Regions from separate parts of the Homo sapiens genome. Here all the other regions are linked to region 2. Evidence: chromatin loops called from intact Hi-C (ENCODE). Cell type or tissue: endothelial cell of umbilical vein. All regions are shown on one strand.

What was found. A loop is a pair of places that touch in the nucleus more often than their neighbours do. Peaks named below come from ENCODE experiments on the same cell type or tissue, not always from the same donor. Only the 100,000 strongest peaks of a DNase experiment are listed, where the experiment ranks them.
Region 1: it touches region 2 in a loop (3-fold over the local background); 2 of 110 quality-filtered maps call a loop at or near these places.
Region 3: it touches region 2 in a loop (9-fold over the local background); 4 of 110 quality-filtered maps call a loop at or near these places.
Region 4: a loop joins it to region 2, with 20 times the contacts of the local background. A loop is called at or near these places in 97 of 110 quality-filtered maps.
Region 5: a loop joins it to region 2, with 4 times the contacts of the local background. A loop is called at or near these places in 12 of 110 quality-filtered maps.
Region 6: it touches region 2 in a loop (4-fold over the local background); 9 of 110 quality-filtered maps call a loop at or near these places.

Annotation. Positions count from the first base shown.
Region 1 is chr13:78,019,802-78,024,801 of GRCh38, reverse strand. All of the region lies in intron 2 of LINC00446 (long intergenic non-protein coding RNA 446), which reads right to left. Among named protein-coding and RNA genes, the nearest start is that of LINC00446, 9.4 kb to the right of the region's middle. In endothelial cell of umbilical vein, no CTCF peak of the experiment used is centred here; a DNase peak (open chromatin) is centred at 2,411; H3K27ac peaks cover 2,251 bases.
Region 2 is chr13:77,777,637-77,782,636 of GRCh38, reverse strand. No RefSeq gene overlaps it. Among named protein-coding and RNA genes, the nearest start is that of EDNRB-AS1, 39 kb to the left of the region's middle. In endothelial cell of umbilical vein, a CTCF peak has its summit at 3,008 (motif pointing left); DNase peaks (open chromatin) are centred at 2,646 and 2,966; H3K27ac peaks cover 463 bases.
Region 3 is chr13:77,895,339-77,900,338 of GRCh38, reverse strand. EDNRB (endothelin receptor type B) reads left to right here. Exons shown (of 7, transcript NM_001122659.3): 6 at 372-480; 7 at 2,005-4,852. The coding sequence ends at 2,139. The region is part of intron 6 of EDNRB-AS1 (EDNRB antisense RNA 1); the gene reads right to left. Among named protein-coding and RNA genes, the nearest start is that of EDNRB, 21 kb to the left of the region's middle. In endothelial cell of umbilical vein, no CTCF peak of the experiment used is centred here; a DNase peak (open chromatin) is centred at 2,068; H3K27ac peaks cover 2,716 bases.
Region 4 is chr13:78,118,892-78,123,891 of GRCh38, reverse strand. All of the region lies in intron 1 of OBI1-AS1 (OBI1 antisense RNA 1), which reads right to left. Among named protein-coding and RNA genes, the nearest start is that of OBI1-AS1, 67 kb to the right of the region's middle. In endothelial cell of umbilical vein, a CTCF peak has its summit at 2,206 (motif pointing right); a DNase peak (open chromatin) is centred at 2,241.
Region 5 is chr13:78,975,877-78,980,876 of GRCh38, reverse strand. LOC105370273 (a long non-coding RNA gene) reads left to right here. Exons shown (of 5, transcript XR_942108.4): 2 at 1,142-1,232. Among named protein-coding and RNA genes, the nearest start is that of LINC00331, 140 kb to the right of the region's middle. In endothelial cell of umbilical vein, a CTCF peak has its summit at 2,260 (motif pointing right); a DNase peak (open chromatin) is centred at 2,276.
Region 6 is chr13:77,916,050-77,921,049 of GRCh38, reverse strand. It overlaps EDNRB (endothelin receptor type B), which reads left to right and starts at 2,219. Exons shown (of 7, transcript NM_001122659.3): 1 at 2,219-2,959. The coding sequence starts at 2,477. RefSeq lists a cis regulatory region at 1,853-1,862 and promoters at 2,114-2,228, 1,218-2,290. In endothelial cell of umbilical vein, a CTCF peak has its summit at 2,219; DNase peaks (open chromatin) are centred at 1,649 and 2,079; H3K4me3 peaks cover 1,637 bases.

The DNA.
Region 1 (5,000 bases), 240 kb before region 2:
AAAATAACAAGAGAGACATAAATGTCACATCAACCAAATGCAATATATGAACATAAGGACCTTGACTCAAATAAATCATTAAAAAGTCATAAGACAAAGAAATTTGAACACTGACAGGATATTTGATAACACTAGGGGAGGGGGAATAGCAGATGAAGAGAGGATAGAACAATTCATATCTTACTAGCATAAATAAAAGATAAATATTTAAGGTGAGGTGCATTCCAATTACCGTGATTTGACCTTTAGACATAATATGAATGTATCAAAATATCACATTTACCCTTAAAATATGTACATCTATTATGTATCAATAAAAAAACATACATACATAAAATTAGACACATTAGCAGTAAAGTTGTACTTGATAAAAGTTGTTATGATTAAAATCTAACAGAAGGACTGAAAAAAAGGTAAGGATTATTGTCCATGTTTAGGCATAAATTAGTATTGTATTCAAAATATAAATCCTTGTCTATTAAACATTTATATTGTAATATTTATGGATGAAATGATATAACATTTTATATTTGCTGCAAAATAATCTGGAAAAGTTGGTGAGCTATATAAGAAACAAAACTGGCAACGAGTTGATAATGGTCAAATGTGGGTGATGGGTGTGTCAGAGTTTATTTTACGATTTTTTTCTAAATTTGTATGCATTTGACATTTTCTTTAATAAAAAGGTCTTTAAGACATTCACTTCTTGCCAGTTCCACTATTGCTGCCTCATCAGTGCCACCATCCTCTCTTACCTGTGAGGCATATGAGAGCGCCCCTCTGGGTACTCCCTTTACCCATGGTAGCCTCCTTTAATCCATCCTCTTCATAACAGTCAGAGTGATCATTTAAAACTCAAATCAGCCAGGTGTGGTGGCTCACGCCTGTAATCCCAGCATTTTGGGAGGCCAAGGTGGGTGGATCACCTGAGGTCAGGAGTTCGAGACCAGCCTGGCCAACATGGTGAAACTCTGTCTCTACTAAGAATACTAAAATTAGCTGGGCATGGTGGCGTGTGCTTGTAATCCCAGCTACCTAGGAGACTAAGGCAGGAGAATCGCTCGAACTCAGGAGGTGGAGGTTGCAGTGAGCCAAGATTGCACCACTGCACTCCAGCCTGGGCAACAAGAGAGAAACTCCGTCAAAAACAACAACAACAACAAACTTAAATCATATCCCATCTTCTTCACCTTGTCTCCTTTAATGACCTTCCCCACACTTCTCATTCAACTGAAATAAAATCTAAACCCCTGACCCACAAGGTCCTTTGTAATCTGGACCCTGAACGTCTCTTCAGACTCATCCTACGTGTCTCTTCCTGATACTCTTGCCACCCGGAGATTCTTTCTGTCTCTCAAACATGCAAGCTATTCCCTTCTCAGGGCCTTTGTCCAAGCAATTCCCTCTAGCTGAAAGACTCTTCCCTGAGCCCTCTGAAGGGCCTGCTTCTTCCTGTTCTGGTTTCAGGGAGGCCTTTCCTGGTACTGCTAAGAAAAATGAGCCATTCTGTCATTGTCCATCACACAAGTCTGTTTCTTTGCTATTCTTTTATCACTGATATTTAGGTAGCCAGTTTGTTCATCTATTTTTACCCACTAAAATATAAGTCTTATTTGCACAAAAAAGAGGGCCTTTTTCTATGATGTCCCCTGTACCTAGAGCTGCCACTCAACAAATATTATTTGAATAAATCAATGAATTAATTTATACAAGATCTAAGTTTCTGTTTCAGTTCTACATTTGTGTGAGTCTTGTTTTAGTTAGTATGTGACCAGGAAGACTATACAGAAGAGTTCAGCTCTCCTCTTGTAGGCCTGTGACTTTGGGAATTAGCTTCTCCACGCCTCTGCCTATTTCTCTGTAAAAGGAGACTTCTACTAGATTATGAACGTTAAATCAAATTTTATTCTTCATCTACCTATATTCCAAGTACCCCTTTCTATTGTCAATAGTACTTAACACATTTTAAATTACATGTGTATTTATATTTATTTAAGTTATATACATTATATAATTAATATCTACCTCATCCTAGCTGTGAGAGCAAGGACCATATTTGTTTTCACTTGCTGTTGTATCCTAGTCAGTATCACAGTAATTGGCACATTCTAAGCTCAGTACTCATATATAGAATAAGGGAATAAGTGAGTAAGTGTTTACCTATACTACGCCCACTATATAACAATTCCTCAATAAAGAGTACTTTTGTTATAATGGAAATGGTGGCAGTTCTCTTAGCATTCACCCAAAGGATCAGGTGAATTAGGCCATACAACCAGATCTTTGAAATGGTCATGAATCTCAAATGCCCTTGTTGCAGGCAAAGAATTGGATGATAGGTTTCCCACACACCCACTGTAATCTCTGGTGCCAACACTCTTGGTTTGACAGCTGAATTCTCACTTCCTTCGTCTCTGAGCCTGCCATGATCATCTAAGTCAGCTGGCCTGTGTGGCTCACTGCTTTCACTTCCTGTTTGCTTACTCATTATTAAACCATTTCCTGACTTCTATGTTTTACCTCAGCCTGGGAACCTAAAAATGACTTTTCTTTGATTATTACCTGGCTTTCTAGGGCTTAAAATCCTGCCCTAAACTCTTAAGTGCACTACAGCTTTCTGACAAGAATAAAATAATGAAATAGAGTAGTAGAAACGAATACAATCCTCTTCTTTTATAGAATAAAATAGTAAGGAATGCTTCCTGGTACCTAACATATTTGGTTAGATTACAATATCACATTGCTATATTTCATAAAAGCATTTTATTTATACTGCCTATTAAGTGCATTGGCATCAAAATGTATTTTTTATTGTACCTAACTGGATTTGTGTTTAAACTTTTTTTGCCCCCATCCACCTTAGATTGGCCCTTACTAAATATATTTTTTTAAATGAACCAATTTTCTCAAGCCCATTTTGTATTTTGTTTCTGATTTCTAGAATATTGGCACTGTCACTTAGCATATTTTCTCTCAATTATAATTTCTATTACTTTCATTCATTGAAATGACTATGAGTTTGACCAGTATGTCTGTCTAAATTTGGAGAAGATCAATTATGTTAAATATATCAAATATTTGAAAATGGGATTAAAGAATCTTTCAATAACAGTAAAATGTTCTCTCTCTTGAAATAGATCTGAATTTGCCTACTATCAGAGACTTAAATGTAGAATAGACAAAACATAAGAAAAATTATTTAAGGAATATTTATTTATTACCTACAAGGACTAGGTTAACTGATACAGGATATGCTTTTTTAGTTTTACTTTGTGATTTTATGATTCTTATTTATAGTGTCTCTAGGACTTTCTATCTGGATACAATTCATTTAATTGCATCCAAGTTATTATCCTATTTAACACACAGGAGTTTTCATACTAATGTAGCATACTGATTTAACATTCCTTTTAAATACCATTTCATAATCTTAACTTTATTTCTAGAAAGTTGATAAAATATCTTAAAGCTGGGTTATGTACATGTCCCACTCAAAATTTATATAGAAGGCACAAGAAATAGCTTCATTCACTGCAGAACAATTTTGACATCTTTGATAAGAAAGCAAGAAGCCAAACTGCACGCTGGGATCATCTATCTTGAAAACAGTCCATGTTTTCACCCAGAGTCATCTGCAAAGACGCACAGACAGCTGCAGACCCGTCCTGCCCAGAGACGAGCCTTCCACAGAATCCTGATGAGGCTGCTGCCTGTAGTCCGTGGGGTAATGGCTGACCTCTGACCCTGCCTGACAGCCAGCACTTTTGTCATCTTTCTGTGCAACAAGTCAAATTAGGCTATAATTGCTGCACAGACAATGGGCTGTAATTACACATTCACGTCCCAGAGTCTGGTAGGAGGGAGATGATTGCGGCTGGAAGTGGACAAGGAGAAGTCAAAAAGTCAAAAGACAAACCACTTTTTGATACTTTTCTCCAAAGTGTGGCTATACTGTGGACTCCTCAAAGAGGAGAAAGAATCAAACGACACCGGAGAGCAACCACTCTCATTCAAAATACCATAAAGACATTAATTTCATGGACTTTAGTAGGTGTGATACACCAAAGGTTATGTGACTAATAAATAAAAGCAAGGACAACTATGGTTCCCACGACTATGGTTCTCTGCAACAACTACTTTGTTTTTGCTATTCAATTTTTTAATTCTGGGAGTTATTCATTAGGGTGAGCCAAAGTTATTTTTAAAAAAATTTAAGCCCAATTTTTAAATATGCAAAACATTTACAGTAGCAAATTAAGTAGACTGAACAGCTTAAAAACACCCATAAAAGCAGATCTGCCTTTGCTGCCTTTGAGACCATCTGCAAAATTATTGGCACCTTTCACCATCCCTATCCAAAGTTGTGGATCTACCAGGAAAGTTATAGTTTTCTCAGGAATGAGATAACTTGTATTTGTTTCTGACATTTCTTTTCTGACATTTGCTTTTCCAGCATCTTCTTTTTTTTTTTTTTTTTTTTTTTTGAGACGGAGTCTTGCTCTGTCGCCCAGGCCGGACTGCGGACTGCAGTGGCGCAATCTCGGCTCACTGCAAGCTCCGCTTCCCGGGTTCACGCCATTCTCCTGCCTCAGCCTCCCGAGTAGCTGGGACTACAGGCGCCCGCCACCGCGCCCGGCTAATTTTTTGTATTTTTAGTAGAGACGGGGTTTCACCTTGTTAGCCAGGATGGTCTCGATCTCCTGACCTCATGATCCACCCGCCTCGGCCTCCCAAAGTGCTGGGATTACAGGCGTGAGCCACCGCGCCCGGCCTCCAGCATCTTCTTGAATGCCTTTAGAGCTAAACACTTGCCTCCTAATGAGGCAGCCCATGACATCTTGAAAGAGCGCTGTCTGTTAAAAATATCTTCCTCATGTTAAAAAAAATATGCTCTGGCTTAGTTATCATTCATTCACCCTAACCTTATATCTTGTATACCAGTCCTTGGTCACATTCCACTTGGAAAATCATTTAATATTTAAAGATAGCTATAATGCTAC
Region 2 (5,000 bases):
TCTCCCAATCTTTAGGTTGTCTGTTTACATCTTTGATAGCTCTCTTTCTCTATAGAAGCTCTTCAGCTTGATTAGGGTCCACTTATCAATTTAAAAAAAATGTTTAAAGGAGAAACGCTCAACTCACCCCTTGTGCTCATGTGTACCTACGCACCCAAAATGAACCACCTTCCTCAAACACTTGTTCTGAATTACAAAAACTTTGTATTTTCATCAACTGCAGTATACTCTATAATATCAGGAAAGCAACTCAGCTTTCATCTGTTAGCTATCTGAGTTTTCTTATTCTCTAAGGGTTTGCTATTCCATAACCAAAGGGAGAATATCTGCATTCACAGGAGAGAAGCTATCCAAGTTCTAAAATGTGCTCATTTCTGGTATTTAGAAATAAGAGAGGTTTTGAAGTTATCTCCAAACTGTGATTTAAAATGGTTGATTCTGGGATTTTAAAATATAGAAACTTGCCATGCTATGTTTCTGGTCTGTGAAATCCTAAACTGCTTTTCTCTACACATAGGCCTATTTCCTTTTCAAGCACTGAAATGACAGTCTTGCTTCTGGAGTTGCTGAGGCACTCAAGCACAGCAACCCTGTTGGCAGGGGTCACTTCTGGGAAAGAAGTGATAATGAGCTTGGTCCAGCTGGGCTGCTGGAAGCCAGTCCCTGAGCAGTGGGGGAGATGAGTGTTTGGGGTTGCCTCTTAAGGTTAAGGGACCTGAGAGCATGTGTGAGAAGGGAGGGGTGTGGTGCTGAATGGTTATAATAACTTTCTAAGAGGATTTGGGGTTTTTATAATGAGATTTAAAAAAAAAAAAAAAAAAAAAAGAAGAAGGAAAAAAGGAGCATGCATTTTGGAGTAAAGCCCAAACCAGGAGTAAAGAGCTCTAGCAAACTTATATTTGGGTCTTTGTCCACCAGGCAGTGTGTTAATCCTCCTTTCCTTCAGAATATAAGGCTCCTTCTCTTCAAATTTCACTCAGGGTTCAAGTCAAGCCCATGCTACAGAGTGCATGTTCTCTCTCGTTTCCCAGTGCCATTCTACTGAGTTCACACTTCCTCCCATACTTAAGTAGCCAACAGGGCTATTGTCCCTTCCTGGTAGTCCCAGAAACCAGAAAAAAATCACGCCAAGCTGAAGGCCTGTCACCTGTCCCTCCCGGAACCAAAGCATTGGGCTGTATTTGCAACCCACACCCCTCTAGACCTCTTCAGATTCTACATGTGTCTATCATCACCACCATACTGGCCTCTTTCTACCTATATTGGTCCCATATTAGACCTATATTGTTGACCGACAGCTTATCTATTATATCAAGTACCTTGTCGATCAACTCAAGGTCAAAAACAGCCTCAGCAGTTACTTGTGATTTAATTCATACACAAAGTTTTGTTGCATGTCAACTAGGTGTCAGTTGCCATGACAGATTCTAGAAAGAGGACATAGCCCTGGTCTTGAAGGGGCACAGTCTGTTGAGGGAGACAGACAAATCTATCAGCATCTACCATGTCAAGGTGCTATAAGACATAGTAGTCACAGCCAAGATATACCCGAAGAGGTATCAGGTGACTCTGGAAGTAGGGAATGGAGACAAGAAAAGGGTTGTGGGAAGAGCATTTTGAGCAGAGCAAGCAACAAATGCAGAGGACCAAAGGCAAGAGAAGGCAGATCAAGTGTCAACACTCTATAAGTAGCACATGGGTAAAAAGAAAAAATATGAAATTCACATAGGCAGCTCTACTCAACAGACTTCAGGCCCTTAAAAAATGGAGAAACATGGCCGGGTGCAGTGGCTCATGCCTGTAATCCTAGCACTTTGGGAGGCCAAGGCAGGTGGATCGCCTGAGGTCAGGAGTTTGAGACCAGCCTGGCCAACATGATGAAACCCCGTTTCTACTGGAAATACAAAAATTGGCCAGGCGTGGTGGCGGGCGCCTATGATCCCAGCTACTCGGGAGGCTGAGGTATGAGAATCGCCTGAACCTTGGGGGGCAGAAGTTGCAGTGAGCTGAGATCGTGCCACTGCACTCCAGCCTGGGCAAAAGAGTGAAACTCCGTCTCAAAAAAAAAAATGTGTAGGAACATGATACAGTCAACCCAATGTCTCCCAAAATATAATTATTTGAAGCAAATACACACTTAGGGCCAGTATTATAACCTGTGACAATAGGGACGTAAGTAAAACAAAGGGCAGGAAATTTGCTCTATGTCTAACTAGAGTATGTGGGACCCTCCTGACAATTTTCTGTTGATTAGTGACAGAGTGATGTCAACCCAGACCATGATTTTAGGGTGAGACTATGGTGGGTCCAGAACAGAGGTGGGAAGAACAGATTCAATATACTATATTTCCTTCTATAGTCACACTTAGATTTAAGCCTAGAAAGGCTTAACTGTCTAAGAACATCAGATTAGACAGCTTGATTTTGTTGTGTTTGTGGGTCAGCAAAAGCCTCTCTCAAGCACCTGAGAGTTTGAAGATAAGAGAACATGGTGAGTCATCTGCAGGGCAGCACTTCCTCTTGTGCACTGGTTAAGAGAGTCCTGTCTGTTCACAAAAGAGGCACTGAGGGAGCCACCAGTTGGCATATGCAGCAGGAAGTCAGGAAGTCAACATAGTGTGGAAATTAAGAGAGGGACTTTACAACAACTCTGAATTAGCAGAAAATATTTATGATTGTCATGTCCTCAGCCGCCATGGTTATTGGGCCCTACTTGGACCACCTATGCAAGACTATAAGCCAGAGAGGGACAGACAGGACAAAGGAAAAATGCAAGCAGAAAGAAGCAAGGAATAAAAGAATTCAACTAATTCTCTTGGGTCAGACAAAAAAAAATCATAGCACTTACGGTTTTGACAGGACTGATTCTCAATTGCCAAGCATAAACCAATGTTTGCTTAGATTAATACACTCTAAGTAATTTACTTACCGGAATTCCTAGTCACTAGAAAACTTCTGAGCACACTTAAGTTTCAAATATACCTAGAGCAGATGCTGCCCTCCTGAGGACTGTAGTGATATTGCTGATTGTCTTGTAATAATTTTAAATAAATTTTGAAGATTACCCAGGTGTGTACCCATTTGCATCTATAAGTTAGTCCATATTGATTTATTCAGAAAAAACTTTTTTGCATAAATATATTTTAGTGTTTTTTCTGTAAAGAAAAATGTTTCCAGATTACTAATTGAAACCTGTCTCCATTAAGACTGTTTTTCCTGTCATGAATCATAAAATCCATTTTGTGAAATCTATTTCGTGAGTCATAACCAGATTTTTTTAAAAAAAGATATAAAATAAAACAGAAAAGAAGAAGTAGAAAACATTAGAAGGGGTCCCACAGACCCTTAACATGACCTGTGTGTACCAGGATATGGTCATCGTGAAGTATAAGAAATGTAAGACTTGACTGATGGGATCATGTGAATGCATGCCTTAGCTAGGAAGTGGCATGTGATCCTTTCCTCACTAGTATCTCGTTTGATTTGCTGGCCTGTGATAGTTAATTCAACCATCAACATAATGGAACAGTGTGGTAGGCAGGATTCTAAGGTGGCTCCCAAGATCACTGCCTCTTAGTGTGCACGCTTTGTGTAACTCCCTCCTAAGTGCAGGCTGAACGGGTGCATGTGATAGAATTTGACTCCCATGATTGGGTTACTAATCTGCTGACTTTTTGATCAACCAAAATGGAGAGTATCCCGGTGGGCCAAATCTAAACGAGTCAGATTTATTTTATTTTATTTTATTTTATTATTATTATTTTATTTATTTATTTATTTTTTGAGACGGAGTCTCACTCTCGCCCAGGCTGGAGTGCAGTGGGACGATCTCGGCTCACTGCACCCTCCACCTCCTGGGTTCAAGCGATTCTCCTGCCTCAGCCTCCTGAGTAGATGGGACTACATGTGCACGCCACCACGCCTGGCTAATTTTTGTATTTTTTTAGTAGAGACGGAGTTTCACCACGTTGGCCAGGATGGTCTCAATCTCTTGATCTCGTGATCCATCCGCCTCAGCCTCCCAAAGTGCTGAGATTACAGGCGTGAGCCACTGAGCCTGGCCACAAGTCAGATTTCTAAAAGGCCTGGGTCTCTCCAGAAAGTTGTGAAGCGTTAAGAGGGCACGAGGGCCCGGCGCGGGGGCTCACGCCTGGAATCCCAGCACTTTGGGAGGCCGAGGCGGGCGGATCACGAGGTCAGGAGATCAAGACCACGGTGAAAACCCGTCTCTACTAAAAATACAAAAAATTAGCCGGGCGTGGTGGGGGGCGCCTGTAGTCCCAGCTACTCGGGAGGCTGAGGCAGGAGAATGGCGTCAACCTGGGAGGCAGAGCTTGCAGTGAGCTGAGATCGCGCCACTGCACTCCAGCCTGGGGGACAGAGTGAGACTCCGTCTCAAAAAAAAAAAAAAAAAAAAAAAGAGGGCATTAGGAGAGGCCACGGGAAAAAGTACCGTTGGTGATTGTTAGGACCTGAGCTGGACGCTGGGCTGACCCCCCACAGAACAAGGGCCTCAGCCCCACAGGTCAAGGAACTGAATTCTGCCAACAATAGGAATGAACTTGGAAGACGACCCCCAGCTTCAAAAAGGAAGGCAGCTCATCTGACATTTTGATTTCAGCCTTGTGACTCAAAGTAGAAAACCCTGTCCAGCCCAAACTGGACTTTTGGCCCACAGACACTGTAAGATCATAAATTTGTTGTTCTAAGCCCCTAAATTTGTGGTAACTTGTTATGCAGCCATAGAAAACGAATGCAATTAATGTTCCACAATGTAATTTTGTATTTTACAATTAACCGTGAAACAAAATGCAGCATAACTTTATCCTCTGCAAAAACGCTGAGACTTTCCACTAGTTTGAGTGATGAACTTTCAATATTTCTGCAGGATGCCTCTTTCAACATTTGCTAAGTTCTTGACAACTGTTACTTTTTCATTATAATAGTTCAATTATCTTTCAAAATGACTTTGTTATTAGAAGGAAAAAGAAAAATGACAT
Region 3 (5,000 bases), 120 kb before region 2:
CTGGGTACAGAGAGTCAGAGTTGTCAAGATGATGAGTGAGTGCCAAGGCGGAAAATGTCAGGTCCGATTCTCCAACGCGTTTTCTAAATTTCTTCTTTTCAGCCAGCTTCAGTACTTCCAAATGAGATTTTATTTTAAAAGAGAAGAATTGGGCCTGGGAAGGGGAAATGGAGGAAAGTCAGTAGAAATGCTAGAGTTAGAGGGGGACACAGACAGAGACAGGCAGAGAATCATTGTTAGCAAAGACGAGTGATAAATTTAGAACCATTGTATATTGGCATTTTTTTTCCTTACAAAAGCACAGAAGCTACAATGACTACATGTTCAGAATAGCATATTTTTCAGACACATTTTGGGTTATTTTGTTGCAGCTTTCTGTTGGTATTGGACTATATTGGTATCAACATGGCTTCACTGAATTCCTGCATTAACCCAATTGCTCTGTATTTGGTGAGCAAAAGATTCAAAAACTGCTTTAAGGTAAGAGACTATCCCAAAATAAAAAGCTCTTTGTAATATGGCTCAAATATAAGCTTTCAAAACTGCTAATATATCTATCCAGACAGATTTAGTAAATTATCTTATAGTTTCCCTTTTATTACATCATGGATGATTTTTTTAAATACAACTTTTGCTTGTAAATCACTATAATTGTTTTTTCCTATAAATCCTAGTCAGCCACTCCCTACTGCCTCAGCCAATCAGTTACACTCATGGAATTGTTGACCAAAAAGTAATAAAAATTACATGCATTGATGTCTGATAGGCATCACATAATAAAATAAGGGCTAAACATGAATTAAAGGCCCTGTTCCCTGTTTTTGGTAGATTCTGAACTTCGCAGCTGCAATTATTATTATAACTAAATTAGTTCCTTTTTCACATGGACTGTGAGAATAGCAAGGTAAACAAAAAAAAAATAGTTTAGGTTTTACCTCTTTCTTCCTTTTTTGTATAACAGTGATGTGCTGTTCAATGTGAAATACATATAATTCCTTCTTCAGCTGCTTGCATTTTATCATCCTTCTATTCATTCACTCCTTCAACAATCTAACATGAAATAAAATATCCCCTCCCCTAATGTGAAAATCATCCATTTGTCCATGGTATTTCACTACTGGAAAGCTAAGAACGTAGCTCCCGCGTAAACACTAAGGCAGCCTATAACATTCTTCGCCCACTCATAACTCAAATTTTAGAGTTGGAAGAGAACTTCCATCAGGATCAACACCCTCATTTTATAAGACATAAAACAGTGGACTTCTCATTTTCTTTTACAAATAGAATGAACAGAAGACAAGCAGAATGAAAAAATTTTTATATTTAAAAAAACTTCAAGAAAAAAATTGAAGAAAACTGAGATGCTTTTGTACTATATAACCTTATTGTTTACCAATATTGAAAAGAGATATGAGAATACATGGCTGAAAAAATAGGAAAGCAGTATTAAATTCATTGACATGAGAAGATATTTATGTCACTGTCAAGTGAGAAAAAGCAGGTTAAATCTTCTCAGCAAAGTGGCTTAGAATAACTTGGGATGAGGTGTTTGTGAAAGTATCTACAAGGTTATGGAGTATACATACAGTACAGTCTCAGTAAAATAATTATACTCACATTCTCCAGCACATGCACATATACATGTGTATAATTTATTTATTTCATGTATGTGCAAATATTTCTGTTTTCATGGGGAAAAGTCTTGAATTATATGTTTATCAAATATTATCAAATAACCAAGAGTAAATATCAATTAAAAGTGGCTTTCTCTTGTTGAGAAATTTTAACTATGTAGGTTTTTTTCTTCTCTGCATTTTTTTAGTTAAAAAATTATCATATGCTACTACTGTGATTATATTCTTTTAAGAGGGAAAATAAAAGAGCACTGAAAGAAAGGGCCCAAGAACTCCTAATCATACAAAGAAAGTCAGAACCCTGGAGAGGAGGAAGAGTTGGGAAAGGTGACTGATGTTAACATATAATGAGTTACTTTGTTTTGTACAGTCATGCTTATGCTGCTGGTGCCAGTCATTTGAAGAAAAACAGTCCTTGGAGGAAAAGCAGTCGTGCTTAAAGTTCAAAGCTAATGATCACGGATATGACAACTTCCGTTCCAGTAATAAATACAGCTCATCTTGAAAGAAGAACTATTCACTGTATTTCATTTTCTTTATATTGGACCGAAGTCATTAAAACAAAATGAAACATTTGCCAAAACAAAACAAAAAACTATGTATTTGCACAGCACACTATTAAAATATTAAGTGTAATTATTTTAACACTCACAGCTACATATGACATTTTATGAGCTGTTTACGGCATGGAAAGAAAATCAGTGGGAATTAAGAAAGCCTCGTCGTGAAAGCACTTAATTTTTTACAGTTAGCACTTCAACATAGCTCTTAACAACTTCCAGGATATTCACACAACACTTAGGCTTAAAAATGAGCTCACTCAGAATTTCTATTCTTTCTAAAAAGAGATTTATTTTTAAATCAATGGGACTCTGATATAAAGGAAGAATAAGTCACTGTAAAACAGAACTTTTAAATGAAGCTTAAATTACTCAATTTAAAATTTTAAAATCCTTTAAAACAACTTTTCAATTAATATTATCACACTATTATCAGATTGTAATTAGATGCAAATGAGAGAGCAGTTTAGTTGTTGCATTTTTCGGACACTGGAAACATTTAAATGATCAGGAGGGAGTAACAGAAAGAGCAAGGCTGTTTTTGAAAATCATTACACTTTCACTAGAAGCCCAAACCTCAGCATTCTGCAATATGTAACCAACATGTCACAAACAAGCAGCATGTAACAGACTGGCACATGTGCCAGCTGAATTTAAAATATAATACTTTTAAAAAGAAAATTATTACATCCTTTACATTCAGTTAAGATCAAACCTCACAAAGAGAAATAGAATGTTTGAAAGGCTATCCCAAAAGACTTTTTTGAATCTGTCATTCACATACCCTGTGAAGACAATACTATCTACAATTTTTTCAGGATTATTAAAATCTTCTTCTTTCACTATCGTAGCTTAAACTCTGTTTGGTTTTGTCATCTGTAAATACTTACCTACATACACTGCATGTAGATGATTAAATGAGGGCAGGCCCTGTGCTCATAGCTTTACGATGGAGAGATGCCAGTGACCTCATAATAAAGACTGTGAACTGCCTGGTGCAGTGTCCACATGACAAAGGGGCAGGTAGCACCCTCTCTCACCCATGCTGTGGTTAAAATGGTTTCTAGCATATGTATAATGCTATAGTTAAAATACTATTTTTCAAAATCATACAGATTAGTACATTTAACAGCTACCTGTAAAGCTTATTACTAATTTTTGTATTATTTTTGTAAATAGCCAATAGAAAAGTTTGCTTGACATGGTGCTTTTCTTTCATCTAGAGGCAAAACTGCTTTTTGAGACCGTAAGAACCTCTTAGCTTTGTGCGTTCCTGCCTAATTTTTATATCTTCTAAGCAAAGTGCCTTAGGATAGCTTGGGATGAGATGTGTGTGAAAGTATGTACAAGAGAAAACGGAAGAGAGAGGAAATGAGGTGGGGTTGGAGGAAACCCATGGGGACAGATTCCCATTCTTAGCCTAACGTTCGTCATTGCCTCGTCACATCAATGCAAAAGGTCCTGATTTTGTTCCAGCAAAACACAGTGCAATGTTCTCAGAGTGACTTTCGAAATAAATTGGGCCCAAGAGCTTTAACTCGGTCTTAAAATATGCCCAAATTTTTACTTTGTTTTTCTTTTAATAGGCTGGGCCACATGTTGGAAATAAGCTAGTAATGTTGTTTTCTGTCAATATTGAATGTGATGGTACAGTAAACCAAAACCCAACAATGTGGCCAGAAAGAAAGAGCAATAATAATTAATTCACACACCATATGGATTCTATTTATAAATCACCCACAAACTTGTTCTTTAATTTCATCCCAATCACTTTTTCAGAGGCCTGTTATCATAGAAGTCATTTTAGACTCTCAATTTTAAATTAATTTTGAATCACTAATATTTTCACAGTTTATTAATATATTTAATTTCTATTTAAATTTTAGATTATTTTTATTACCATGTACTGAATTTTTACATCCTGATACCTTTTCCTTCTCCATGTCAGTATCATGTTCTCTAATTATCTTGCCAAATTTTGAAACTACACACAAAAAGCATACTTGCATTATTTATAATAAAATTGCATTCAGTGGCTTTTTAAAAAAATGTTTGATTCAAAACTTTAACATACTGATAAGTAAGAAACAATTATAATTTCTTTACATACTCAAAACCAAGATAGAAAAAGGTGCTATCGTTCAACTTCAAAACATGTTTCCTAGTATTAAGGACTTTAATATAGCAACAGACAAAATTATTGTTAACATGGATGTTACAGCTCAAAAGATTTATAAAAGATTTTAACCTATTTTCTCCCTTATTATCCACTGCTAATGTGGATGTATGTTCAAACACCTTTTAGTATTGATAGCTTACATATGGCCAAAGGAATACAGTTTATAGCAAAACATGGGTATGCTGTAGCTAACTTTATAAAAGTGTAATATAACAATGTAAAAAATTATATATCTGGGAGGATTTTTTGGTTGCCTAAAGTGGCTATAGTTACTGATTTTTTATTATGTAAGCAAAACCAATAAAAATTTAAGTTTTTTTAACAACTACCTTATTTTTCACTGTACAGACACTAATTCATTAAATACTAATTGATTGTTTAAAAGAAATATAAATGTGACAAGTGGACATTATTTATGTTAAATATACAATTATCAAGCAAGTATGAAGTTATTCAATTAAAATGCCACATTTCTGGTCTCTGGGCTGGACTGTGTGTTTCATTGTTGTGAAGAAACAGATATACAGACATGCAACTTCCCAAGGTTGATTTTCCGGGTAATAGTTTCCAATGGCCTCTTTGGTCTTCCTTTCTTTGGTTCCCTGCCTTTGGAGCACTTCATTGTTT
Region 4 (5,000 bases), 340 kb before region 2:
AGGCCACTTATTCAAATGTTAATCTCACAAGCACCCTCACAGATACACCCCCAAAGTCACATATAATCTGGGCATTTCATGGCCCAACCAAGTTGACACATAAAATTAACCATCACAGGGCCCTTCATAATTTGGTGGCAATGATAAAACCTGCCCATCATTCAATACAATTGAATACAACCCTACCCATCCATTAAGTTTATGCTAAACCACACCTGCTCCATGGAGCCTTGCCTGACTCTCTTATAGGATGGGAAGCTGCACTATAATCCCATCACTCACCTTCTTCACCATTCTTCTCCACCCTTCTTTCGTGATCTGTCCTCTGCCTTCTCCCCAGCAAACATTTACTGATCACCTAATGTGTGAAAAGCTAACTTGACAACTAGTCAGGGACTATTTGTAAAGTTTTCTATATTGCTCTTGAGCTTTCCATGTTTCTTTGACTGGGCTTCCAAGCATGAGTGTAATTTCTGTGAAGATAAGGACTACATCTCATACTTGTTTGTATATCTTGCAATGCTTACAGTAGTGCTTTCAACAAAGTAGACTTAATAATTTTTTGTGTGTTAAATGTATTTGCCCCTATAACTTTTTAAACAAAGTGATGATGTTCAACTTGATGTAATTAATCTTACATAATTGTGAATTTTGTTTTATGAGACAATGTAAAGTCGAAATAAAAATTGAGGAAATTTGGAATCTGAGTTGATTCCTGGTTCCATCACTTCTTGCCCGTGTGACCTGGAACAATGCATCTAATCTACCTTTGCCAGAGTTTTGTCACATACAAAATGTGGCTAATAACATCTATATAAAGTACTGCAGAGGGCAGTGGTAAGGATCAAACGAGACATGAAGAATGCTCAGGATTGTTCTTAATGTTCTTGTGAAAGGTGCAAATATACCTGTGAAAGGAAAATAAATCTTGCAACCCCCATATCACTAACAAAGGGAAAAGTCAAGCTAAGTACTGCAGACAAATCTGCCTCCCATTCTACTCCTAAATAAAACAGCTACAAAGATTAAAAAGATAAATACCTCTCTCCCACTTTGTCTGCAAAGAAACTCCTTGTGGATAAAGGACAGACAGAACTCAGTCATCTTTCTGCTCACGTGAGACAAATGCATATCTGATTGCTTCCTTTGCCCTATTGTTTCACTAAGCCAGACTAAGGCATAAGTGACTATTCCTGTAAATCGTATATTCAGTGACAGGCTAATCAGAAACTTACAAGAATGTAACCATTTGTCTGTTATTTACCTATGACCTGGAAGCCCCTGCCCCACTTCGAGTTGCCCTGTCTTTCCAGACCAAACCAACGTACATCTTAGACATATAGATTGATGTCTCACGTCTCCCTAAAATGTATGAAAGCAAGCCGTGCCCTGAACCCCTTGGGCACATGTTGTGAGGACCTTCTGAAACTGTGTCAGGGGTGTGCCTCCTTAACCTTGGCAAAATAAACTTTGTAAATTGATTTAGACTTGTATCAGATATGTTTTGGTTTACATTCTAAAGTCATCAGCTACGTTGTTATTTTCAGGACAAATGAACTCTCAATTGCTTAACACCTAACAGGTAGTTCTCACTCAAATTCAGCTGTAGGTCAATGAGGGGAGGAACACACAGAGGCCCCTGCTCAACATAGGCTCTCAAGCATCTAGGTTGATGGACACTCCACTCTCTGGAACATCTGCAGTACCTGCCGCAGCAGAGGCAGATGGGGATCATGGGCTGGGTCCTCCGTGTGTGGACCCGTAAGTGACCCATCAGTACCGCCCAGAAGCAAGAACAGCAAGGGAGTTGGAAAGTGCAGGGGAGCAGATTAAGTGATTGACGAACCTCCTGTCTCCGCGACGGATAATAATGGGATCTATAGAGAGAATGGCAGCAAGTAGAGACACAGTTGAAAAGACGTAAAGGTCACAACAAAGTCATTTCTGGAGTCAGATTTCAGAAATATAAATTTTTGAAGGAATGCTGTTGAATTAAATATTTTAACATAATACTCATTGTTTGACTTCTGAAAAGCAGTACTTCCCAAAACTTTATTATTACTTTTCATGTTTTAAATTCATGTTTCAAACTTTTTCACGGATTACAGATGGAAAGAATCTTGTTTTTAGAATCAAAAGTTGATCTTAGCCATTATTTTCAGTGTGAACGTGTTTTACGTACCAAACCTGCACTTCTTGTTTGCTGCCAGCAGGGGGAGGTGTAAGAATTCTTTAAGCTTCCTCACTAAACTTAAGAGAAGCTGAAAGGGGCAGAGAAAGTGACCGATTATTAATCATTTCCCTAAAATCAGCAGGGTTTCCTGCAGAGAGACACTGATTATCTTGGAATGTTTTGAATATAGGATCCATTAGAATAACAAAAAGCACTTGAAAAAAAAAAGCTTGTGTAAAGATGCTCTAAGTTTTTCTCTGGTTTTGTTTCATTTTTCCAAAATAAAATTTGTGACTATAGACTGCTTCACTTTTGGGGGGATGAGCTCCTGTATATTTCTGACATAGAAATACAGAAACGAGTCACCTTTATCTGAGCCTATGAATTCTCTGATTCTGTTAGGGAGCTGAGTCCTTCATTCTTTTCTGCTGTTCCTTAAAATTTCTTACACTTTCCCAGGAGTAACTGCTGATGTCCTATCAGTGACTGCACTACACCTTTGCTATCCTGCTGATTATTCATCAATGTCCTTTCTCCGTGATTAAGAGGTGTCACATCATCGCATATGATCAACTTCCTGACTTTTACTCAGGGGTTTAATGGAAGGGATTGTTTTTTGGTTTGTTGGTTTGTTTCTTTGGCCTCTCTAGCTCATAAGAAAAAGTATCTGAATTATATGTAAATCTTATATTTTCTTCTTAGATGAATTTTAAAGTGTGTGTAAAATGAAGAAAATATTACACTAGAGTAGAGGAAAGAGAAGCTAATAAAATTTTCATCTAAGAATAATTTTATTGTTTTTCTGTTCTTTTTTTCTGGTTGTCACTTTGTGCAATCAATCCAAATAATTCAGATCACAAAACTATCTCTTCCTTTGATTCTCATATAATATGGTACTTAGTTAAGTCTTTGGCATTTTGATCCAAACGTTTTTCTAAACCTTCTATCTGCTTTTGTCTATATAGCCGTGGCTATATAGACGATCTAGAATGTGGCATATTGTTCATCTTTTACGCTCAGTGAATTATGAGATTATCTAATTTGTTGCATAAATACATACAGAGGTATCTTTATGCTAGAGTTACAAAAAGTTACACTGCATTATTCAGAATTTTAAAAACTTACTTTAAAAAATTAAGTCTACTATATAACTCCATATCCTATTGCTATGGTTTGGCTCTGTGTCCCCACCCAAATCTCATCTCATATTGTAATCCCCATAATCCCCACATGTCAAGGGAGGGACCTGGTGGGAGGTGATTGAACCATGGGGATGGTTTCCCCTATGTTGTTCTCACGATAGTGAGTGAGTTCTGACAAGATCTGATGGTTTTATAAGTGTTTGACAGTTCCTCCTTCACAGGCTCTCTCTTGCCTGTTGCCATGTAAGATGTGCCTGCTTCCTCTTCTGCCATGATTGTGAATTTCCTGAGGCCTCCCTAGCCATGTGGAACTGTGAGTCAATTAAACTTCTTTTCTTTTTAAATTACCCAGTCTCAGGAAGTTCTTTATAGCAGTGTGAAACTGACTGACACATCTATCATGTATGATTTTGGAAAAAAATATTATCAAAATAACTTCAGTCTCTAATATGTTTACTAAGAAATTATAATTTTAAATTGCAATTTTCCACAACTTTCTTACTTTCGTTTTTTGTTTTTCTGTTTGTTTAAGAGATGAGGTATCACTGTGTTACCCAGGGTAGACTCAAAATCCTGTGCTCAAGTGACCCTCCCTCATCAGGCTCCTGAGTAGCCGGCACTGCAAGCACACACCATCATACCAGTTTCTACTTTCTTTAAAAAGTGTTGCTTTAAATATTTGCTACTAGGAATAAAGTCTTATGACAGACATATTAACTTTTAAAAGAAGACAACCTTAGATCAGAGTCTCTTGAAAGATTAAATGTCCTCTGTTAAATGTAAACAGTTCACCAATTTGGGAACATCTGTTCATACAGCTGGAGTCTAAAATATTTGGATTGGCTTGACAGTCATCCACTATAAGACTTGCTGCAGTGTCAGCAGTGTCTATTCTGCCTTCTTACCACCTTCTTCCCTGCCAAGTCTTGCTCCTTAGCCCCAACACACATTCGCAAATAAACTTTTACTCAACTCTTTATACATCATTCTTTGACATTCTCTCTTTCTAATATATTTGAATTAAAGATGAGAAGAAGAAAGGAGGAGGAGAAGAAGGTAGAGAGGAGGAGGACAAGGAGGGAGGAGAGTACAGGAGAAGGAAGAGGGAGAGAAGGAGGAGAAGAGGAAGAAGAATGGTAGTAATAGTGATGGAAGAGGAGGGAGAGTAGGGAAAGGAGAGAGAGAAAGGAAGAGGCAGAGGGTAGAAAGCAGAGAGGGCGGAAAAGGAGAAGGGTGACAAGAGGAGGAAGAAATATATATTTTTTTTCACCAAGCAAGAAGCAATGCTGAAGGAATCTTCAGTTATAACCACCCACATCAGTGGTGTAGCAGCATCTCTGGTATTCTCTGATTTGGTCTGGTTCCATTGATGCTGGTGGTCTCTGCTGACATGCCGTCTCAAACTAGATTGTGTCTAGAAAAACTAGATTTGTGGTTTTTCTGAGATGGCATACAGCTCACTGTTTCTTGACCATCTCGGAAAGCAGAATGCTTCCTTCTGCCCTTCCCTCCTGGTAAGCACTGTTTGTGTTGTGTGATGGCCACTTGGTTAACTTGGAATCACCTGTGAACTCTGTTCTCCTTCATATGGAGCCAAAGGAACCCCTGAGGTCTTCCCTGTGTTGTGGAGATCAGAAAAGTCGTGCTATCCTTCTCAGGCTGGTGTGGTCTACACCAGCAAGTTT
Region 5 (5,000 bases), 1.2 Mb before region 2:
GTAGGAATAACACAAAAGCAATACTTAATTATCAGTGCTTTCTCTCAGGAAGCACAAACTAGATTTGTGCATTTGTTGGTGATGTTAACTTTGAGCACTTGGTTAAAGGGAGATTTACCACGATCCTCTACTTTCAAGTCTTTAAAAGTGGAGAGAAACTATGATATTATATCAATAATTCTTCTCAAAATTTATCCACTGGTTGTAGTCCATTAATGATACTTTCCTGAGTCAATTATTATTATTAGGGCTGCCAAATGGTGGTTTTTCTAATTTCATAATTTCTTTAACATTTATTACAAATGTTGCCTTCCTATTGTTAGAAAACTTCCTTCTCATTCATATGTTTGTTTATATGTTTATATTAACATGAACTCATGGAGTTTTACCCTATCCAGTGGGTACAAACTTTTACTGTCATTATTTATTTTGATTCTAAATGGTCCCAGACTTGTCTGGTGGGGGCCCCTCAAGCTGGCTCCTAAATTTCATTTATTTCATTTTATTTTGAGACAGAGTCTCACTGTGTCACCCAGGCTGGAGTGCAGTGGCAAGATCTCGGCTCACTGCAGTCTCTGCCTCCTGGGTTCAAGCAATTCTCCTGTCTCAGCCTCCCAAGTAGCTGGGATTACAGGCGCCTGCCACCATGCCCAGATAATTTTTGTATTTTTAGTAGAGACGGGGTTTCACTGCATTGGCCAGGCTGGTCTCAAACTCCTGTCTTCAGGTGATCCACCTGCCTTGGCCTCCCAAAGTGCTGGGATTCAGGTGTGAACCACCATGCCTGGACAAATTTCACTGATATTTAATCAATTTTCAAGTGGTTTTCTTTGCATCTTATATTCACATCCCTACCAACCTCACACTTTGATCTTGTTGTTCTTTTAGTTTTGTAAACACTGCAAAGCAGCCATGTATACCCTTCAATGAAGAAGGATAAGTAATCACAAATTAGGATACTCTTAAAAAACTTGTCTTTGAAGACTTTATTCTTCATAATCAAATTTTACATAAAGCCAATCCCAATATCAATTTAGGGTGATAATGTAGGACAGTAACAGCAGCTGAATTTTGTGTTTTAAAGCAAACCTGCATTTTGATTTTTTTCCGATTATTTCATTCTCGATCACTTTATTTGCAGATTCAGAAAAGCCTGAATTTGCAAAAAGTTTGTTTCGATCATCATAGGCAAGGTGAAATAGAAAGTCGAAGAAATCATCTCGGTCATTACGGTAAAGTACCACTTCTTTCTGTGGGTAAAAGTATTCTTGGTTTTCTGTTTGTTTTCAGGGCTGAGAGTGTATGTGTGGGTGCAGAGGGTGGGCAGTGTGGGCGTCAGATGGAATAGGGGAAGAGGGAGAAGGTAGTGTGGGAGAGGGCCACCTACCCTACCCAAGAAACTTAGCAGGCTACAATGATAAAGTGTAAAGAACAATTACTCAATTAAGATTACTCTGTCTCTGTAAATCTACTTGCCTCTTTAGACACATTTAAAATATTATAGGATTTTAAGGTTTCCAGGGCTAATTTTAAGACACAAACCCCTAAGCAATGCACATGAAAAAAACAATACCTTTCCTTTGGGACTACCTTTTCAAACTCCAGTGTTTCAAATACAAATTACAGCAGATACATTTATGAAATGAGTGGCCATGGATCCTCTAGAAGTCCTTCAGCTAGGATGCTCAGCTTGGTGGCAAAGGTATGTTAGCATCCAGCCAGGACTCCAAAAGCCGTGATCCCATAATTGATCCGACTGAGACTGTGGAGGAATTTAAGCATAACATAATCCCTCAAATCATCTTTTGGCCCCAATTGCATGTTAACAGTTGCACAGAAATTAGGCTACACGTGTATTTATTATTTTGCAGCTTTGCAGACACAACAGTATATTCCCCCATCTGATTTATTTGATTGACAGAGGCCTTGTTTCGGTTGCTGGAGCTCCATTTCTCTGGCTCTAAGAAATTCAGAAAGTGGCAACCAGGGAAAAGACAAGCAACCAAATCTCCTGCTTTCACAACTGCAGTGCTGTCTGAGCTTGTGTCTGGACTATCATATACCATTACAGTTGATCAAGCTTAAAAAGCAAACTCAGATTTTCAAGCAAAGCAGTCACTGGAGTACATTTATGGATCGTGTTCTCATTCCAATACAGTCCCCAGGGGAGAAAGTGAACAGCACCAGGAATGGATCTGCTGTTTCCCTTCAATATAAGTTTTGCATAATACAGAAATGCTAGTCTGTAAACAATATGAACACCTGTCATACACATGACAACCAGAAGGTGGCACAGTCTTAACATTGACCAAGTTCTGTCAGCTCTACTGTTGAATCCAAGCAGATTTGTGATAACTGCTGATTGCACTATATACATTCATTTATGCATTTGTGTCTGTCCTCAACTACATATAAACAAACCTCTTCCTATGCCTGAAAACTGAGAACTCTTTGCTTGTTTCCATTTTCTTTTTATCCCCTCTCCCCTCCCCACCTATACAATTAATATTGTTTTGGTTTAAGCTTCAGAGGACTTGAATATTGCTCTGTATTTATCTTCCTGTTAGAAGCACTTGGTTCATGAAACCTAAATGGAGCCTCATGATTTGCATCTTTCTTATGTCTTATTTGTAACCGATTGCCATCATGAGAAGATCTTAATTTTATATTCATTCATTAGTAGAGTTTCATTCAAATAGTAATTAACTCTTTGATCAAAACTAACAAAATGAATTACTAGTATTGAGTGGTGTGCATTCATATAATTCAAAAGGAAATTATAAATTTCTGATGCGTTAAACATTAGATTTATATTGCAGGTTCCATTATAAAGAAAAGGCCATGAATTCACTAGTATTTTTCTTTCTTTAAGAGAAAAGAGAGCATGCCTTTGTATTTTATGAAACTGGATTTATTAAGATTCATGAGAGGCCTTAATGGTAAAAATGAACAGTGTGTAAAAAAGTTGGCAACATTTCATCACAACCTGTGAGTGCTGGCAATTGGCATCATTTTTATACCCAAAACGTACACTTCTCATGGCCACCAAGTAAACTCTTTAAAATTAGTTACCCTTCAATTGTGAATAAAACCAATTTCCCTGATGTGAATTCTTGTATTTATTATTTCTTGTTCATTTAGGTGGAAGGTCTAGATTGAAAATGGACCTCCTGTTTTCCAATATTTGGGACAGCTCCCTTCCACATTATCCCTCCATGCTTCCATGCTCACACCTCTCCACAAATGGGGGAGTTCCCTGTAAATTGTTCCTTTCACTTGGCCTTCTATGCATTCTCTCCTTCTGCCTCTGCCATCTGGCAGCCTTCCTGCCCCCACATGATGTCCTCTGTCCTTAGTCCAATATGCCTGTCAGAATGCTTATTGGGAGGGCAACCCTCTCCAACTGGGAAGCATACTTAGCCCCTACGTATAGGCGGCATCTAACATTGGTTGAACTAAACCATCACTTAGTCATGGGGAGTTCAAATAGCAACACAGAGAAAAGTCTATATTTACTTTTTAATAAGCATAAATCCTGAAGCGATGACTCATTCCTATGAGCACCCTTCCCTACTAAGTCCCCCTTAAAAAAAAAGGCACCACTTAAAAACCAGATTCTAGATATTTCTCTTTACAGAATATGAAGAAAGTAGGCTTAAGTGAAGCCAAGTGGGTAATATATACAAATATACATCTTTTTCCTTGTTGGACATTTTTGAAGGCTATTTTACAGGTATAAATAGGTCACACCTCAGAGAACCTAAACGTTTTATCTTATATGCCCTAACCTCAACCTTCTAGGCTTTAGAATCAATAATGGCATTTTTTTGTCCCCTCCGGTTCCATTTCTACTTAAGCCATAAACCACAGAAATGGAAGCTTAACCTCATACTGGCTGTGTGACATTTTGACTCTCCCCTCAGGGTCCTGAAATATCCCAGCATATGCCCATTCTGGCATAAATCAGAGAACGGCAAGCTCAGGGGACACCATATGGCCAAACGCCTGCATGTTACATTGGGGCATGCTGAGGCTTCAGGTACGCCCAGCTAGGCTTAGATCTGGTGTTGGTCTCATGGGCCAGAATTGAATTCTAAGAAGTCCTCTGGGGAGGACAGTCCAGCCTATGGAGGGCTGAGAATAGCTACTTCAACCTGGAAATGTTTCAAGAATCTACGCTAATTGAGATTGAATTGTCATCCTCTCATGTGAATCATCAACTACAGTCCTCTTCTGCTCAAGGATAAGTGGTGAAGTGAAGATTTACTTCTATAGGGGCCAAGTGGAGACAGTGCTCCACTCCTCCCTGACATAGCCTGGGTGCTTTAGGAACCAGGAGGTTTTCCTCCTCTCCAACTGAATAACACCATAGTAGGTCTAACAGATAAACGATAAAGCCTCAGGATTCTCATGCCAGTATACAGTAGGTGCTAAATAATGTTAAAGCGAACAAATAAGCTCTCAGGTTCCATGAAATTAAACGTAGGTGGTAGAAATAAATCTTGAAACTTTCCTTCTGCTCCCTCTTCTCTCTTCCCTGTGTCTTATAGATTCTGATTTTCTATTTAGCTCCAGAGTCTACATCAGAAGTTGTAGATTTCTTTTTGTGGAGATGTTGTTGAGGGTGTGATAAAGAAGGCTGGCTTGCAACAAAAGTCAGGAGAGCCCTTATGCTGTTTCCTTAATAAAGTATAATAATTCAAATCAATTAAATTTAAACTTCTTAGTAGTATAATATAATCAATTATGTACGTGAAAAATGAGGAAGACAAAGTAGATACAGAAAGGAGAATTTGGGGCCAGGTGCGGCAGCTCACACCTGTAATCCCAGCACTTTGGGAGGCCAAGGTGGCAGGATCACTTGAGGTCAGGAGTTCAAGACCAGCCTGGCCAACATGGTGAAATCCCATCGCTTCTAAAAAATACAAAAGTTAGCTGAGTGTGGTGGCATGTGCCTGTAATCCCAGCTATTCAGGAGGCTGAGGCAGGAGAATCGCTTG
Region 6 (5,000 bases), 140 kb before region 2:
CCAAGAAAAGTAAAGAGATAGACCTCAGTGAGGATTAGAGCAGACTTCCAGGACTCAGTGGAGGAAATTTGAATGGAGATGGAGATGATGAGAAGGCCAGTGGGGAGAGAGAAAAGTCACCCCACAGGAGCCATAGGCATGAACCCAACAAAGCTTGTATAGGAAGGGCAGATCCAACACTGGGTGGAGTCAACTAAGCAAAATATTCATATTCCAAAGCTTCCATATAATTCCTTATTCAGACAACATTGTATATTGTTACTTGGCTCAGCAATTGAATGTTGACCTCGTTCTTACGAGACAGGGAGGATAAGGACTGCAATTCAAAATAGCCAGATTTGGAATTAGCACTCACAACCCTAGACCATATTTCTCATTCCTTTAGCCTTACTCCGTAACCATGTTCCTAACCACATTTCACACTTAAAGTTCACCTTTTTAAATAGAAATTGATTTTCTACTTCCACTGTCCCAGAAAGCATTGCCTAAGAGCCAAAAATCCAAGGTTCTTGTCCCATCTATTCCATTAACTAACATGAAGCAAAAAACGAGCCTCCTGTCTCTGGGTGAAACTGCTACATGGAATGGGTGCTTCTGGGTTTGAAGTTCCACAGATCCAGTAGGGATTTTGCTGATTGGAGGACGGCACAGTACTCTCCAGTGCATCTCCAAGCCTGACTTCCTGACCTCTTTTATACAATCTCTGGGCAAAACTACCAGTCGCTGTTATTTTCCTCTCTGCGGTAAACATGGAGCTCAAGAATGGATAGAAAGACCTTATTGTATTGCTCTACCTGGTAAATAAATATCATGTTGAATTTGCATGGCAGCTTTCTGATTATTTTCATGTCTCCGATAAGCATCAAGTCTGTCATAGGTACAGTATAAAAATGCCTGAGATTGCCTAACACCGATACTGTGGCAGGAAGAGAGGAGAAGAGCTGTACTGGGGAAAATGAGGAGTACTTGTAATCCTCTCTCGGGGCAGTGAGAGGGCCTGGGAAGAAAAGATCGAGCTGTTCCGTGTTGGGGTTAATGTTGGCTTGAAATGAAACTTCAGGGCAAAATGAAGCAGAGCAAAGAGCAGCGCCCACAAACCAACCTTAAATATCACAGCGGCGGAACATTTACCTGAAAGAAAAGTGACACTTGGCATTAAAAGTTCAATTATCACGTTCAGTGCAGAGCCTTGTTCTAGTCTGGAGCTGCCGGGTGTCACATGGTGCGTGATAACTTGCCCTTGATTTGGGTTCATTTGAAGAGCGTAGAACTCTAACAAATAAACAGCCTTTTGGGACCTGTCCCCGGACGAGGACTGCCCCCCTCCCTCGGGCAACTACTACTGATGCTGTCCAGGCATCGCCCAAGGGGAAAGGTTGCAGCGGGGTCGGAAGGCGCGGGAGGAGTCTGGCGGTGATTGATGGGAAGGGATGAATGAATAAAAGTACTTGTCTGATGGCAGCAGAGACCCCGAGCAAACGGTGGAGGCTACACTGTCTGGCATTCTCGCAGCGTTTCGTCAGAGCCGGACCCGCCTGCAGCTCAAGGGAGGCGTGCTCCTCTCCCAGAGCAGGCTGGAACCCAGCTGGGTTCCGCCTCCCGGGAAGGTGGTCTCCATTCGTCGCTCTGCATCTGGTTTGTCAGATCCGAGAGGTAAACATTCGGGCTTGGTGTTGAATTAAAATCATTGATTGAACCTTATTCTGGGGCTTCGGTTTGGCTTACTAGTTTGGGATTTTAAAAAAATAAAAATTAAGCCTATAGAGAGGGCAAATTAAAATTAGGTTGGGTAAAGGAAGGAGCGCGAGTGTTTGAAGCCGTTTGGAGGGAACAGCGGTTTCCAAGTTCCTGCTGACTTGAGAAGTCTCTGCGGGTTTCCGAATCTCCGGCGCACTCCTGGGCGCGCTGCGGGAGCTGTAGCTCAGCCAGCCAGGGAGTAGCGGCTTTCATCCGCCGGGAGGAGTCTTTCGAGTTCAATCGCGGGGTATAGAGGTTCCCCTGCGGGGCAAAATGCAGAGCTTGACACAAGCCCTTGGCCTCTAGGTGCCTTAATTCCGCGGTTCCCACGCACGCTTAACTAAGACGTGTCTGTATTCCTCCCGTTACGTGAAAGAGTTCGGAGCTTTGCCTGGGACCCCCATCATTCCCTCCCTGGCACACCCCTTCCAGAACGCCCCGCCCCACTGCATATTATTTACCCCTCCTGGCCACGCGGGGGAAGAAAAACAGCTGAGAGGGCATCAGGAAGGAGTTTCGACCCGCGCTGGCGAGTCATGAGCGCCAAGTTTCCCACTGGCGCGCAAACTTGAGTTACTTTTGAGCGTGGATACTGGCGAAGAGGCTGCGGGCGGTATTAGCGTTTGCAGCGACTTGGCTCGGGCAGCTGACCCAAGTGTCCTGTCTTCCTTCCTCTGCTTGTCTCTAGGCTCTGAAACTGCGGAGCGGCCACCGGACGCCTTCTGGAGCAGGTAGCAGCATGCAGCCGCCTCCAAGTCTGTGCGGACGCGCCCTGGTTGCGCTGGTTCTTGCCTGCGGCCTGTCGCGGATCTGGGGAGAGGAGAGAGGCTTCCCGCCTGACAGGGCCACTCCGCTTTTGCAAACCGCAGAGATAATGACGCCACCCACTAAGACCTTATGGCCCAAGGGTTCCAACGCCAGTCTGGCGCGGTCGTTGGCACCTGCGGAGGTGCCTAAAGGAGACAGGACGGCAGGATCTCCGCCACGCACCATCTCCCCTCCCCCGTGCCAAGGACCCATCGAGATCAAGGAGACTTTCAAATACATCAACACGGTTGTGTCCTGCCTTGTGTTCGTGCTGGGGATCATCGGGAACTCCACACTTCTGAGAATTATCTACAAGAACAAGTGCATGCGAAACGGTCCCAATATCTTGATCGCCAGCTTGGCTCTGGGAGACCTGCTGCACATCGTCATTGACATCCCTATCAATGTCTACAAGGTAAAGGGCGCCTGCTGAAATCATGGTGGGCTTGAGGAAGGGGGCCTGGTTGGAGACGGGGAGATGAGAAAGCTTGTAGAGGGAGCTTCCCTTTAGCTCCCTCTTAAGGTTCTGCCCCTCCTAAAAGTCAGTAATCTTTGGAACCAAATTCCATTTGGTTCTGTCCACTCATAAAAGTCAGTAACCATTGGAATAAAATTCCATTCAGGTCTTCAGTAGACCTCTGCTAAGCTTAGGACAAGCGTAGTCCCCAGTCTAGCAATGTTAGTATCACTTTGGGAACTTGGTGCACATGAAGATTTTTCTGGCCTCACCCCAGACCTACTGAATCAGAAACTCTGGAGTGGAGCACAGTAATTTGTATTTTAACAAGCCCTTTATGTGATTATGATGAACTGTAAAGTTTGAGAACCACTAGTCCTGAAGGATCTAGTCCCTAAGTGCACCTAATGGGGTACATCCTCTAGTCAAAAGTGTGTGGTCCATGGACAGTCAGCATCAATATTACCTGAGAGTTTGTTAGGAATGCAAGGCTACCTCAGACTTACTAAGTTAGAATCTGCATCTTAAGATCTTCATGTGATTGATATGCCCACTAACTTTGGGAAGGACTGTTTTGGAAGACTTTGAAAGTAGCAGGTACAAAGTAGGTATTTAGGAAATAAATGGCCTGGAAAAAAGAGATCCAGACTGGTGAGTAGGAAAAACACAGTTCACCTGCTGTGACGGACTGTAGCTACTTTGTATTAAATATCTACAGTGGGCCAAGGACTGGGTGAGATGTGTTACTTCCATTATTCCTTCCAGCAGCCCACAAGTAGATATTACAATTAGTTTACAGATGACTGGTAGGATGATCAAAGTAAATGAATTAGAGGTGGAGCTGGGGATCAGACCCAATCTGTCAGGTTCCAAAGTGCAAGCTATATGATGGCACCCCATCAATTATTTCATGGACAAGACCAAGGAGCACTCAAAATCTGTAAGGGTTTCGGTAGTTAACATTATTGTGTGATTACCATGGGCGTCAGTAGAAACACACAAAGAGCCAGGTTGCTCCAGGTTGCTTTGGAACTCCAGACACATCCCAGCACCTCTGGGCCTCAGTTTCCTCAATTCCACAATAAGGCTGCCAGTGCCCACTTACTGAGGCTTTATGGTGTTAAAAAAAAAAAAGCAGTCTAAATAAAACAGTTGGAAAATTTCAAAGACATATGAAAATATTTAAAACTTTCCCAGCAGCAGCAGCAGCAGCAGCAATAGAAAGTTGCACATAAAAACACAATCACAGTGTAAGGAAATGGAATTGTGCTTTGCAGATTTGCCTATAGCTAGCCCTGACTTCAGTACTTCAGTACAAGGGGAAAAAAATGGAATGTAAAGTTGGGAAATGTTGTAGGGAATGCTTTGACCTATTGGCAGGAGTAGTTACCATAAGGCATGCCTGTAAATTTCCCTTCATAAATCTCTAAAAATCCTAACCCAATAGCTATATTTTAAGGGGAATTCCGAACATTTCTGAGGTTTAGCGGTGAGAGTGGATTAGGATATAGTTTTCTCTAAAGGGAATCACCCCCGGAAATGGGGGAATCGATTGAAGAAATCCTAAAATCCTGTATGGCAATTGATTCTGATGAACTGTGAGGATTTACTTGGTAAGAGCTGAAATTGAATCTCTAAATGCAGCCACAACTCCATGAGGGCCAGAAGTGACCCTTTTACTTCTTAAGGCGTCCCACAAACTAAATCTTCCCATTCTAATTTGGCAAAGGAATTTCAATTCAATTCATCAAAACCGAATTGAGAACTTTTCAGTACAAGGTGTTGTGATAAATTTAAAATAAATCTAACAAGATCTCTTCCCAAAGGGAGATTAAAATCTAGTTTTGCTAGGTTGGCACAGGATTTTATGAAAGTTCTGTTTAGGGGGTCAGGAAACCCCACATGTCCAGCCCAGTTAGAAACCTTTCTAAATCAGACAGTAGCTGAAGTGCTGTGTAGAAGGTGGGATTGAGAACATTTTTTTAGTTCTGGTGTGCTG